2 separate regions of the Mus musculus genome follow, and region 2 is linked to region 1. The links are chromatin loops, found by intact Hi-C in ENCODE. Cell type or tissue: heart. All regions are shown on one strand.

Evidence for each region. A loop is a pair of places that touch in the nucleus more often than their neighbours do. Peaks named below come from ENCODE experiments on the same cell type or tissue, not always from the same donor. Only the 100,000 strongest peaks of a DNase experiment are listed, where the experiment ranks them.
Region 2: it touches region 1 in a loop (2.1-fold over the local background); 4 of 42 quality-filtered maps call a loop at or near these places.

What each region holds. Positions count from the first base shown.
Region 1 is chr17:67,511,752-67,514,251 of GRCm38, reverse strand. No RefSeq gene overlaps it. Among named protein-coding and RNA genes, the nearest start is that of Gm36201, 120 kb to the left of the region's middle. In heart, no CTCF peak of the experiment used is centred here; DNase peaks (open chromatin) are centred at 921, 1,401 and 2,031; H3K27ac peaks cover 1,058 bases.
Region 2 is chr17:67,409,234-67,411,733 of GRCm38, reverse strand. No RefSeq gene overlaps it. Among named protein-coding and RNA genes, the nearest start is that of Gm36152, 52 kb to the right of the region's middle. In heart, a CTCF peak has its summit at 1,190; a DNase peak (open chromatin) is centred at 1,613.

The sequences.
Region 1 (2,500 bases):
GCAATAAGGGGAACAAAAACCTCAGAAAGCCTCCAGGCCCTTTCTCCCGTGGGTCTATCTCATTTTGCCTCATGGTGACTTTCCGGCACGTCTTGAGGTACAGATTCCCTGGGGTGTGTGTCTGTTCCTGTGTATATGTGTGTGTGGGTGTGTGCATGTGTGCATGCATGTGGGAGGACATGTGTATGTTTGTGTGTATAAATGCATGGGTGTGTTTGTGTGCATGTGGACATGGAAGTGTACATCTGTGCAGTCGAGTATGCATGCGTATATGTGTGTGTATGTGTTTGTGTGCGTATGTGTTGTGGATATATGTGTGTGTGTATTGTGGGCATGTATGTGTGTGCCTTTTTGTGCATGTGCATGTGTGTGCATGTATGTGCGTGCCTGTATACACACAAATGCAATCAAGAATCCTTCTCTAGAGAAGCACACCCCAGATAGAGAGGTGGACCACAGGTGAACACATGCTTACATGTGACCTGGTCTAGTTTTTCCTTTTCTCTGCAAGAGGCAAGGAAACATTAAAGAAAAACAAGAGCTTTAAGTACAGAGAAGACGAAATTAGAGGATGCCTGAATGTGCTGGGGCCCTCAGAGACCCATATCTCCCTAACTCCAGACTTAGCCCCTCAACCAAGACCATGCCCTGCCAAGGTCACTGTCCTGAGGCCCACTGTGTCTCATCTGCAGCTTTCTCATGGACTCTCAGCCACCCAAGAGCTGACATGGGAAGGTCACACTAAGGACTTACTCTAGGTAGGCTGTTCCTGAGGCACAGATGAGGAAAAACTGAGCAAGTGGACCCAGTGTCTCCTGCCTGGGGAGAAGCAGCGTGTTCCAGCAAGGGTACCTGGTCACTGTTGCCAGGCTACATGAGCAGGATGCAGTAGCAGATGTCAGAAAACCCATCTGATGCTGTCCTGGGAGGGAGTGCATGCAGAAGAGCAAGAAGTGAGCCTTAGGGAAAGATGTCACTTTCTCCCAGCTGCTGCCAGGAGGGGCTGGGTCCAATTCATGACAGGCATGTCTAGCTATGCCAAGTTTTACACAAACATCTTATGTATTGTTTAAATCAGAGACAGTGGCAGATAGAGATATATTTCATCCAGCTGTTTGTACAGGACTTAGCCCTATTCTATCTCAAACAATGTTCATTGTTTTAAGTCTTTATATCCCAAAGTTGTTCCTATGCGTATCTGCAGGGGAAAAAAGTCCTGTTCTGATAGTGTTTTGAGCCTGGACTGACTCTGTTGTGTCTCAGGAAGAGGAATGAGATAAACAGCCCAGGGGAGCTGGGGACAGGCTCTGAGTGAGCAGAGGCCAGCCCTTAAGTTACCAGGCAGGTCTGTGCTGAGTGCAGCCGAGGGGAGAGCAGCTTTTCCGGAGGTGTCCTGGCAAATGGACCAGGTGGAGGAAGAGGAAGAGGCGGGGCTTCCGGTTTATATGTGTCTCCTCCTGAAGTAGGGTCCACTGGACCCTGGCAGGAAAAAGATGGCCTTGTCTGATAGGAATGCTATTTCATTGTTTGGAACAATGCATTAGGGTCTTGGTAAACGGCGGGGCTTGAACTCAAATGTTTTGTTGAGTTACTAAAACCGGTTATGATGTGATCCTGCCCCCATTAGGGTAGAACCTAGCTAAATGGTGTATGAAGCAATTGCTGTTTGGAAAATGTCAAAAATTACAAGAAGTGTGGAGTTATTTGTGTGTGTGTGTGTGTGTGTGTGTGTGTCTGTGTGTCTGTGTGTCTGTGTGTGTTTACAGGGATTTCTGAAACACTGAGGAGCAAAGAACAAATGGTATATGGAGAAAAGAAGGACAGAATCCATTTATGGTGGGACCCCATCACTATCACTATCCAAGTATGGAAAAAATCAGTTAGTCAGGCACACGAGCAGCCTGCTGATGCTGGAGAGAGAAAAACACATTGAACAACGTAAGTGTCTAGGCAGATTTGGCAGCAAGGGCTTGGAGACCAAAAGTGGGGAGTCAAACCACACCTTTTCTCCCTGATCAAAAGGAAGTGGCTAAAGGACACTCCCTAGGCCTGGTTCCTCTGACTCCTACTAAGAAGGGAAAGGGGCTAACAGAGCCTGCCTGCGTCCTCAGACACAGGAGAGAGGAAAAGACAAATCAAACCAGCAAATGGTTAAAAAAGGACAGACCAGAGATGAAGACAGCATCAAATTCGGCGGTTGTGGGGAGTCAGAGCAGGAGCTGGTGAGACCAGAGAGGCACGGGGGCTGAGAGATGGATGCTGTCTCCTGATGGCTCATACTGGGTCCTTGGGTGACAATAACAGGCAGACACCTGGGGTTTCCCACCAAGGTCCCTTCATGCTGTGGCCACTGTGCCCCTTAGACATCCGGAAGTGAAGCCACCACTGTGTATCTCCTCTTATGTGAAGTAATTCAAGTCATTTAAGTGAAATATATTTTTGAACATTCTTAGGTATAAATTTCACACCTTTTGGGGAGCTGGGGCTCAGATGCCTTCTA
Region 2 (2,500 bases), 100 kb after region 1:
AATGCCTTCTCTACTGTGGTGGACAATATCCTCTCAAACCATAAGCCAGAATAAACCTTCCCTTCCCCACCTCAGTTTGCTTCCTGGCAGGCATTTTTCTTTTTCCAGAAATGACTGCAATCAATATACTTTCTAATAAACACTCATTTATTTATTTATTTATTTATTTATTTATTTTACTAAATAGCAAACCCAAAACAATAAGCTACAATTTGAAAGGACTTGCTATGAAAATGTTGTTAGAAATTGGGTCAGTGGGACTGAGGCTTGGACGGGAGGCAGAGGGGAGGGTGTTGATGGAAACCCATGTTCTGTTACCAGAGAAAGCGCAGTCTTGTCCCTGAGTGACTCTCATGGTCTGAGCTGAAGCCCTATATGGTAGACCCCCATCCATTAATGTAGACGCTCTTACACAGTGTGGGCAAAAGAGGGTTCGGTATCTTAGGCTGGATAATCTGAGGCAATTCCTAAGAGCAGAGTCCAGGAAGGAGACACATGAGACATAATGGAATAAATATCAATTGAGTGTATACTGTTGGGTTGGCTGCTGCCCTGGCGCCAGAGGCTAAATCCCACTGGAAACTCCTATGGATCCATTCACAGAGCAACTCCAAACAGGCCTAGCCACACATGTGAGTCTGTAAGTTCTACATTCGGCTCTACTGATACAGAGGTTTTGAACATAATATAACCCTTCTTACTCCATTTATGCCTCACCTGGGGGGTCCTAAAGTGCTGGACATTCAACAGTCAAACTAAACCTGAGAGAGTGGCTCTGAATTGGTCATCCATGTCAATGAGGATTAAAGACCCAGACTTTCACGGGAGGATGCAGAGCAGAAATAAACTTCATTAAGAAAGGTTATAGAAAGATAAGAAATGGAGAAAAATGAGAAAAACTCTCAAGAATGGGAGAAGTTTCCGAAAGTGGAAAAAGTTCTCAAGCTTCATCATGGGGGTTTGTACAGGGCTAAGGCAGAGACCTGACCAATGTCATTGTGCGAGGTTATTTAGCTCTTTGGGCTCTCATTGGCTGAGTCGAAGGAACACTCACGGGGGCTTAGCCATGTAGATGATCATGTACTCTTTAGGTACCACTCCCCAAGTGTAGGGGATTGATGTGCCACCATCTTTCCATCTCTAATTTGCGCCATGAACCTTGATGCTCTGCTAGCTGCTAGCCACAAGCTGGTGCTGCCACCCCTGGCAAGTGTCTTTAAGTGCAGTTGACATTGTCTTTGTTCTTACAAAGGTGTATGCTTGTAAGATGGTGTGAGGTGGACTCCTGGAGTTGGTGAGGATTCTTTAGAAACTGTCTTTACTTGATTTATTAACATCAGCAGCATGTTTGAAGCAAAGACATGTGCAAACACACTGGAGCTCTCACATCCTCAAGGGCTTGGCTGGCCGCTGTCTCTGGCCTAGAGCTCCAGCCCTCCTCCTAACTGATTGATTTGGCTAGCTGACACCCAAGTATTATTTCTCATATCCCTCTTCCTCCATGCCCTAGACTTTGCCCTGTGAACCCTTCATCCTCCTTTTAACCCTAGCCTCTGTTCTCACAAAATACATACGAGTGACTTGCACGTTTGACCCTGAGCCCCCTTTTCCAGCTTCCTGCTTCATTCTTAACTATTGCTCTAAGCCTACTTAGGAAGTGTTGTATCTCATGAACTTCCTGCCAATTGTCCCAAACTGAAAGAAGTACTACACCTTCAGAGGAAGTTCTAATGAAGAAAAACAGATGTGGAAGGCACAGGAGGCCAACCATTGAAGCACATACAGGAACTGTCCACTGTACCTGCAATTGATATAAAAAATGGACAGTGTGGGTAGGTGCAGGATCTGTTCATGCCATATCGGGGTCACTACTACAGAATTCACCACTTGGGGCCACTTCTAAGATGCCTTGTGAATTCCTCCTTGGATTCTGTTAACCCCAGCCTGCCCTGTTACCCTATATAGATTTGTAAACCTCAAATCTGACTCCTTCCTGCTAGTCTCCTTTCCTGAAGAGGCTGAGTCACAGATCAGGGTGCCGCCTTGAGTTCACTTCCACGCCTTTCATGTGTTGCCAGAGTCAAGAAGATTAGCCTTCTGGCATCCAAACTTTTCAACTCACTGGAGTTTTGAGTTGCAGGATGGATGGGGCACCACTAGGAGCAAGGGCAACATGGCCATCTTTTATCTTATTCATACTTAGTATCTTGCTTCTTGAACACAGGTACTCATGCCATTGAAGACACAGCACTGTCTATTGGAGGTGGGCATGGTGAGTGTAGTGAGGTCATGCGAGCCCCTAGAAACACTGATGCTGTCTCAAAGACTGGGTCATGTCTGTGGTACTAGAATGGTTCCAACAAGAATGGACTTTTAAGGGAGCCTGCTTCCTCCTCTGAATTTTTCCATACAGATATCATCATTGGGATTCCAAGGCCAACAAGGTCCTCACCAGAACCATGTACAGTTTACAGTGTGACCTAAAGAACTGCCTTTCCTG